Regions from separate parts of the Homo sapiens genome. Here region 2 is linked to region 1. Evidence: chromatin contacts called from ENCODE Hi-C or POLR2A ChIA-PET data. All regions are on one chromosome and are shown on one strand. Each heading gives the region's core, a stretch centred on a gene start or an enhancer-like site at or near the end of the contact. The rest is flanking DNA. Distances are from core to core; before and after follow the strand shown. Region 1 overlaps TANGO6 (transport and golgi organization 6 homolog). Region 2 overlaps TANGO6 (transport and golgi organization 6 homolog).

Evidence for each region. A loop is a pair of places that touch in the nucleus more often than their neighbours do. ChIA-PET counts read pairs that join two places held with the same protein, here RNA polymerase II (POLR2A). Pooled maps may share reads with other maps.
Region 2: a pooled map shows a loop between it and region 1 (2.1-fold over the local background). The contact joins two enhancer-like sites. A Hi-C loop is called at or near these places in 1 of 168 maps with a recorded cell type or tissue (IMR-90) and 3 of 50 pooled maps. POLR2A ChIA-PET finds 5 or more read pairs at or near these places in 5 of 52 experiments (A673, HEK293T, RWPE1 and 2 more).

What each region holds. Positions count from the first base shown.
Region 1 is chr16:68,900,311-68,904,863 of GRCh38, forward strand. It overlaps TANGO6 (transport and golgi organization 6 homolog), which reads left to right. Exons shown (of 18, transcript NM_024562.2): 8 at 124-236; 9 at 2,018-2,194. Among named protein-coding and RNA genes, the nearest start is that of TANGO6, 59 kb to the left of the region's middle. Within about 2 kb of position 2,226, at least 2 of the 41 ENCODE cell types and tissues checked have a DNase peak (open chromatin) inside an H3K27ac peak, as active enhancers do.
Region 2 is chr16:69,056,541-69,060,966 of GRCh38, forward strand. The region is part of intron 17 of TANGO6 (transport and golgi organization 6 homolog); the gene reads left to right. Among named protein-coding and RNA genes, the nearest start is that of HAS3, 47 kb to the right of the region's middle. RefSeq lists an enhancer at 1,180-1,399. Within about 2 kb of position 1,337, at least 9 of the 41 ENCODE cell types and tissues checked have a DNase peak (open chromatin) inside an H3K27ac peak, as active enhancers do.

The sequences.
Region 1 (4,553 bases), core at 976-3,475:
AATGGTGTGATTCGGATGAGATATTGCTTAAGACGCTGAGCCCTGCTAGGTGTTTGGTGTGTGATTCCCGTTGCTCTGGCCAGGCAGTCATGGGATTATTCTTCACCATTTCCTTTTTTCTAGGTGTACGTGGTTGGGAATGAACCTTTAACAGTTTTGATGGATTCCCTGCTTCCAGTCCTGGGAGTGCTTTTTCTTCTCTACTGTTTTACTAAGCAGAGTGTGTCTCACATAAGGTAAACAATCAAGGGACCCTTATTTGTTTATAAATTGTGACGTCTTTTTTGCATGTTGTTTTTGTTCTTATTTTGAATTTATATTTGCCACTTTGAAATTATCATTTCCTTTCAAAGTCAGGAAAACACTGGGATCTTCCTATTTTGCTCATCTAGAAGAGAACAAGAATTTTGCAGATCACAGGGCATTGGATACAGTTTTTAGAATGACTTTCCTCAGCCTCTGTCCTAAATCTCAAAGACAAAATCTCTGTTTACATGTGTAAACATGCCACTTTTCGATCAGTGAGAAATACTGCAATTACATGTCTAGGAAGAAGGAAATAGGGGATGGATCATAATGACCTTGTGGGGAGTTAGAAAACACATTTGGGAAATCTAGATCTGAATGTGGCACTTTGTAATTTAGCCTAGGATTTGGTGTTGGTGATGCAGTGTGTTGTTTAGATAGAAGGGATTTCTTAGTCATCCAGAAAATACTCCTTTGTCGTAGAATTTAAGTAGGATTCATTTTGTATCAGCTCTATTTTCACAGTAATTTATGTTGTTTCTTCCTCCAGGTAAGAGTTATCTTATCTCAAGTCCTATAGAATTACGATTTTTGGTGTTTGGAGATCCTCACATGTAATCCAATATGCAATAATAGTACCTTCTTCACAGAGTTATTGTGAAGACTAAATATGCATTAATGTGTTTAGTACAGTCCCCGGCAAATAGTAAGCTCAATAAATGGTAGCTATCATTATCACCATTGCTAAGTGGTGAAGGAAAACACCATCTTTTGTACTATTCAAAGCTTACATAGTTCCCCTGGCTCTTCAGCTTGAGTCAGCACATCCTTGTATCCCACAGCTGCAATGGCAACGACAAGAGAGAATGCATTGGAAGAGGGAGGCTGTACATCTGTGAACTTGGTTTCAAGGGACAGTCCACAAAATAACTCTTGTTTTTGTTTTTTTTGAGACGGAGTCTCGCTCTGTTGCCCAGACTGGGGTGCAGTGGTGCGATCTCGGCTCACTGCAACCTCTGCCTCCTGAGTTCAGGCGATTCTCCTGCCTCAGCCTCCTGGGTAGCTGGGCTTATAGGCACCTTCCACCATGCCCGGCTAATTTTTGTAGTTTTAGTAGAGACAGTGTTTCACCATGTGGCCAGCCTGGTCTCGAACTCCTGACCTCAGGTGATCCACCCACCTCAGCCTCACAAAATGCTGGGATTACAGGCGTGAGCCACCGCACCTGGCCTCTTGTTTTTGTTTTAAAACTCAAGTCCTCACAGCACTGTCATGTTCTCATCAGAGACTGACAAGGAACATGTGAACGATGATTTAGTTCCTCTTCTAGTTGATTGGCACAGATGAAAGGGGTTGAGGAATCAGCAATATTTTGTTGGTATGCTGTTTCTTGGTCTCCAGCTGTTGGTCTTGCTGAGAGTAGATGATTTTTATCCGTGTATACTTTCTTTGACAGTGCCTGATGCAAAGGCAGTAGTACACTTGGAATTACCAAAAAAAAAAAAAAAAAAAATCACGTGGGGCTCATGTGGCAAATCAGGGTTGCTGCCAGAGCCAAGGATTAGTCAGTCACTCATTGAATTTCAGGATATTTGCATTCTGAAATTCACAAGAAGCATACTTTCCATTCCTGCATTTCAGTAGTACTAGGAGATTGTGCCAGCATTTAAAATGCAGTGGAACCTGACAGCCTTTCTTTCTTTTTTTATGTTAGCTTGTTAGATGCATGGAGTAAGATGACAAGCTCATTCATAACTGCTTTTTCTGCCAGGTCACTTTGCCAAGAAATCTTATTATGGATTCTGGGGAAGCTGGAAAGGAAGAAGGCAATTGCCAGCCTGAAAGGATTTGCAGGGTTGGACAAAGCTGTGCCCTCTCTCCATTCTCTGTGTCAGTTTAGAGTTGCCACTCAAGGTGGCATTATGATTACCATCAAAGAGGCCATTAGGTGAGTCCACCCATCCGTTACTGTTCTCTTCAGATTTAGTTCCGCCCAAAAGGCCATTCAGTGATTCAACCACTAAGGGGCGCTGATAGAAAAGAAACCAGAAACTCAAGTGGCTCAGGTGCCTGCTATTTATATTCTCTAAATGAAACGTGAGCCTTAAATAATCCTCCAGGTTTTTTCCTAAGATGCCTGCTAATAGTTGGTGCAATTTACTGGAGCCTCACAGCTCTGCATCACAACAAGCCCACTTACTCCACCATCTTTGCCAGTTAATCAGAGTAAAGGGCAGACACATGTTCACCCTTAACACCATAATAATCCAATTATCTTTCTGACTCTCAAAATGGTATATGTGTGTGTTTATAGTCAGACTTATTCCTGAGGGAAATTGTCTAATAGCTATCTTTTATGGTAATTTTATGATGGAAATTTGTTTCTCATAGGGATTGATTAGAAAGTGCTTAATAAATATTAGTGGAATGGATCATTTATTTCTCCAGCATCTCACAATTGCATATTTTAAATTATTTCCACTTTCTGGATGATCTAATGTTATTACCTCAGAACGTAAATTCCTGTTGGTCATAGTCCATGTAACATTCATGGGTGACTGCTATCCTGTTTGGATTTCACATCACATTCAAAGTGCTGCTGTTTGTTGAAGTGTTGAAATATAATTATATATTCATGGTTAACTTGGTAAAGTTGTAAAACACCCCTTCAGTTTGATGGACTTGAGGAAAATAGAAAAACACATAGATTGCAAACAGAATTATCAGTACAAACGCAAGCTGCTATTCTGCCCAGCAACAGTTATCAAGAAGATGTTTTTGGCCAGGCACGGTGGCTCACACCTGTAATCCCAGCACTTTAGGAGGCTGAGGCGGGTGGATCACCTGAGGTTAGGAGTTTGAGACCAGCCTGGCCAACATGGTGAAACCCCATCTCTATTAAAAATACAAAAATTAGCCAGGCATGGTAGTGCATGCCTGTAGGCCTAGCTACTTGTGAGGCTGAGGCAAAAGAATTGCTTGAATCAGGAGGTGGAAGTTACAGTGAGCTGGGATCGTACCACTGCACTCCAGCCTGGGCAACAGGGCGAGACCATCTCAAAAAAAAAAAAAAAAAAAAGAAGGACCAGGCGTGGTGGCTCACACCTGTAATCCCAGCACTTTGGGAGGCCGAGGTGGGTAGATCACTTGAGGTCAGGAGTTCAAGACCAGCCTGGCCAACATGGTGAAACCCCATCTCTACTAAAAATATAAAAATTAGCCGGTTGTGGTGGCTGGCGCCTGTAGTCACAGCTACTCAGGAGGCTGAGGCAGGACTGTCACTCGAACCCAGGAGATGAAGGTTGCAGTAAGCCAAGATTGCGCCACTGCACTTCAGCCTAGGTGACAGAGTGAGACTCTGTCTCAAAAAAAAAAAAAGAAGTTTATTTAAAGAAACTCTATAAGAGCAGCTTGGATTTTATATCTTTAGATCCAGAGTTTTTACTTTTCTGGAATTAAATATAATTGTTTGGAATTTACTCTTTATTGTTGAATTTTAAAGCGTGACTAAAGTAGTGCTTCTTAAGATAATTGTCATGTGTTTTTGTTTTGTTTTGTTTTGTTTTTTGGTGCTGAGTGTTGCTCTGTCGCTCAGACTGGAGTGCAATGGCATGATCTTGGCTCACTGCAACCTCTGCCTCCTGGGTTCAAGCAATTCTCTTGTCTCAGCCTGCCAAGTAGCTGGGACTACAGGTGCGCGCCACCATGCCAGGCTAACGTCGTGTTGTTTTAGGAGTATTTGAATACAGTACTTCATTTTCACAATTAAAATGGCTCACAGAAGCTTAGAAGGGACGTTTATCCATTTTGGCTTTTCCTTTAACATAGAATGTTGTGGAGAAAACATGACTGATCTGAAGGACTCTGGAAGATTCTGGGATAATACAGGAAATATCCTAAGCTAAATATGTAGGTTATTCATTCTATTAGAGGAATATGAAGTCCATGTTCTTAGTGAACTGGCACATTGAGACATACTGCCTGATGAGATGGGCTGCCAAATTAGTAATTGTACTTTTCAATGAGATGAAGAAACATCTATCTTTTTTTTCTCAACTTAGTCTGAAAAAATTTTATGTCATTGGTCACTGAAATAACACATATTCTTTGTACAATACAAAAAACACATAAAGAGGAAAACAAAAGTCAACTAGTATCTTATTTTCTGTTCACATTATTTTAGTGTTTTGCTTTTTAGTGCATCTTCAATGCCTTTGTATTTGTTTATATGATAATATGGTATAATAATATAGTATCTTGAGCTGGGTATGGTGGTTCATACTGGTAATCCCAGCACTTTGGAAGGC
Region 2 (4,426 bases), core at 87-2,586, 160 kb after region 1:
TGTTAGCCTATTAAGAAGTCTGCGAAGTCCTGCAGCAAAAAAAAAAAAACCCACAATTTCCTAAATTCATTTACCAAGAACCCTTTTTTCATCATAAGCAGGCCAAGTTCCTTGAAAGATACTTTGGGAAATAATGCAACCGTCTTATTTTATGAATTAGGTAACTAAAGCTCATGAAGAGACAATAGTTTATAATTTTCCAAAGTTAATGCCAGGAAGAATTAGCACTCATTAGCAATGCAAGTTACCAGTTACAGTAACCCCGAGTATCTGGGGTTACAGGCGCCTGCCACCACGCCCAACTAATTTTTTTGTATTTTTTGTAGAGACGGGGTTTCACCGTGTTAGCCAGGATGGTCTCGATCTCCTGACCTCTTGATCCGCCTGCCCAGGCCTCCCAAAGTGCTGGGATTACAGGCATGAGCCACCAAGCCCAGCCTTGAATGGCCTGATTTTCTTTTTTTTTTTTTTTTTTTTTTTTTTTTTGAGATGGAGTCTTGCTCTGTTGCCCAGGCTGGAGTGCAGAGGCATGATCTGGCTCACTGCAAGCTCATGGGTTCACGTCCCAGGTTCACGTCATTCTCCTGCCTCAGCCTCCCGATTAGCTGGAACTACAAGTTCCCGTGAATGGCCTGATTTTCAAAAATGGTAAATTGCTCTTTGTAAAATCCCAAAGAAATAAAAATACTCTCTCAGTTTATATGGTAGTTGTGTTTCTGAAAAATAGAGTATAAATTAAAACTACACAAAACACTTTTATTTAGGCATTTACTACATGACAGCACTTATATCTGTGTGCTTTACATTAATTAATTCACCAGATCCTTATAGTAACCCCATTTCAGTATGATTACTATCACTCTTTTTTCTTTTATTTACGGCCAGCTTCCTAAGCCAAATAGGCTCACAGAATTCTGCTATCCCTATTTTAAACATGAGGAGACTAAGACGAAGAAGCTAAGTAACTTGTTCAACAACTATTAAATGGCAGGCCAATAGATGAACCCAGGCAGTGCAGCTCCAGAGCTCACACACCATTTTCTATGTCCCTGTCACCTGAAGAACTCCAATTCTGAGTCACCTGGGCATTCCCTACACAGATCATGGCCAACAGAAGGCTGCTTCCAATCCCAGAAACCATGAAATCCAAAAGGAAAAGAGGCCAGACCACATCCCTTTGGCGTATTTACTGCTAGCCCAGGAGAATGATGAGACAGTGATGGGAAAGTGTTCAGGCACCCGGGTTTCCTGACCTCCCGGGACCTGCCAACAGGAGCTCTGTAAGAGAGCAAAAGCAGGAAACAACCTTGGCTTCTTTCTTTACCCTTCCTCATGCTCCCCTACCTCTTGCCAAAAGCACAGTCCAACCACAGACTACGCGATTCAGCAACTTCCCACAATGTACACAGAACTGAAAAAAGCATGGGGTAGAGAAAAACTGAAAGAGACCAGACACCTTCAGGGCTGCCAAGCTGGGGAGTCAGTCCTGGGACTTTTCCTCCTTGTCTACAACCTGATTCGGGGATTATTTCTTCCCAGAGAGTGATTATTCTGATAATCAGATGGGCCTACAGGTTGCAAAACCCATTTATCTTTGCTCCATCCTCTGAAAGGGAGGAGTTCTGACTAAGTGTACCCTCCTTGGGGTGACGCGAAATGACAGCCTGGATTGATGCTCTGGGGTTTGTTCCAGCTCATTGCTCATCACCCCATGGATTGTTTGCTCATAGCAAATCTGCGCCAAATAAATTCCATGTCCTCCAAGGTTTGATACTTAATAGTAATATAACTAATCCTGTTTAAGGGTTTATTGTATGCCAGGCAGAGTGCTAAATTCTTTACATTATTATCTCACTGAGTCCCCCTAACAACCTTGTGAGAGACATATGCTTATTAACTCTATTTACAGATAAGAAAATTCAGGTCCAGAAGGTTTACATTCGGATGCCACACAGCCAGTAAGCAGGAGAACTGAATGCAAACCCAGGCTATCTTATTGCCAGCTTGGCTGTTCTGAAGGAACTAATTAGAACTGGCTTGAGATCATACTTGAGGAAGAGGTGAAGTATTACAAGTGTATTAGGACAAACCTGGGTTCCTGAGACTTCTGCTTCCTTAACCATTGGACTTTTCTCTTTTTTTTGAGACGGAGTCTCGCTCTGTCACCCAGGCTGGAGTGCAGTGGCGCAATCTCGGCTCACTGCAAGCTCTGCTTCCCGTGTTCACACCATTCTCCTGCCTTAGCCTCTCGAGTAGCTGGGACTACAGGCGCCCGCCACCACACCTGGCTAATTTTTTTGTATTTTTAGTAGAGATAGGGTTTCACCGTGTTAGCCAGAATGGTCTTTAACCACTGGACTTTTCTACTCTTTTTTTTTTTTTTTGAGACATAGTTTTGCTCTTGTCACCCAGGCTGGAATACAATGCTGCGATCTCGGCTCACTGCAACCTCTGCCTCCCAGGTCTAAGTGATTCTCCTTCCTCAGCCTCCTAAGTAGCTGGGATTACAGGCACCCATTACCATGCCCAGCTAATTTCTTTTTTTTTTTTTTGAGACGGAGTCTTGCTCTGTTGCCCAGGCTGGAGTGCATTGGCGCTATCATGGCTCACTACAACCTCTGCCTCCCGGGTTCAAGCAATTATCCCACCTCAGCCTCCCAATTATCTGGGAAGTGTACGCCACCACGCCTGGCTAATTTTTTGTATTTTTAGTAGAGATGGGGGTCTCACCATATTGGCCAGGCTGGTCTCGAACTCCTGACCTCAAGTGATCCACCTGCCTTGGCCTCCCAAACTGCTGGGACTACAGGCGTGAGCCACCATGCCCAGAAATTTTTGCATTTTTAGTAGAGAGGGGGTTTCACCATGTTGGCCAGGCTGGTCTCGAACTCCTGACCTTAGGTGTTCCGCCCGCCTCAGCCTCCCAAAGTTCTGGGATTAAAGGCGTGAGCCACCGCGCCTGGCCACTTTTCTTTTTTCTTTTTTTCTCTTTTCTTTTGAGACGGAGTCTTGCTCTGTCACCAGGCTGGAGTGTAATGGCATAATCTCTGCTCACTGCAACCTCTGCCTCCCGGGTTCAAATGATTCTCCTGCCTCAGCCTCCCGAGTAGCTGGGACTACAGGTGCACAACCACCACACCCAGCTAATTTTTGTATTTTTAGTAGAGACGAGGTTTCACCATGTTGGCCTGGCCACTTTTCTACTCTTTAATTCTCCTGGGTCAACAGGTACTTAGTTACCCAGGGATGGTAAGGGAACTATAGCCAGAGAGATCTTCCTGAGATGCAAATCTGCTAAGTCTGGTCCCGACTAATAATTTTTCAGTGGTTTCTTGTGGTCTATCAGATGAAGGTCAGACTCCTTTGCATGACATACAAGGCCCTTTGTAATCTGGACCCACCTGCCTTCTATGACTTTCTGTCCCATGCTTGCCTTCTTATGCCCTGAGAAGCTCATGGCAGCCCCAGAATAATCTGCCATCCTGATTCCTGCCTCCACATCTTGGTCACATCTTGGTCCATACTGTTTCTTATGCCTCGAATGCCTTCCTTCCCCCAGCTATCCATCTGATGAGTTTGTATTAATCCTGTAGGACTCCGCTACATGTTATACTTTTTATGAAAAGGCTTTTTTTTCTTTAAGTTTAATTAAAGTGTAATAGAGATGAGGTTTCACCATGTTGCCCAGGTTGCTCTTGAACTCCTGGGCTCAAGTGATCCGCCCATCTCAGCCTCCCAGAGTTCTAGGACTACAGGTGTGAGCCACTGCCCCCAGCCTCCATTCACTTTTATATTCCCAAAAGCTAGCACTTTGCCCTGTTTATGAGTGAATGAAATCATTTCTGTAAGAGGCCTGGCCAGCCTGGGCAACATAGCGAGGCCTCATCTCTACTAAAATAAAAAATGTAGCTTAGTATAGTGGTGCATGCCTGTAGTCCCAGCTACTTTGGAAACTGAGGCAAGAAGATCACATGAGCCCGGGAGTTGAAGGCTACGGTGAATTATCATTGTGCCACTGCACTCCACCCCAGGCAACAGAGAAGACTCTGTCTCTTAAAAAAAAAAAGAAAAAGAAAAAAAAAAGAGGCATGGAACATTGCTCTTAAATTCCTTCGTACCCACCTTTGCAATAAATGACTTTTTAGATCTTGATCTTTAACCGGGAATTCTAAGCCAGGCATGGTGGCTCACACCTGTAATCCCAGCACTTTGGGAGGCCGAGGCGGGAGGATCACAAGGTCACGAGATCGAGACCATCCTGGCCAACATGGTGAAACCCCATCTCTACTAAAAATACAAAAATTAGCTGGGCGTGGTGGCGCACGCCTGTGGTCCCAGCTACTCGGGAGGCTGAGGCAGGTGAATCACTTGAACCCGGGAGGCAGAGGTTACAGTGAGCCAAGATAGCGCCACTGCACTCCAGCCT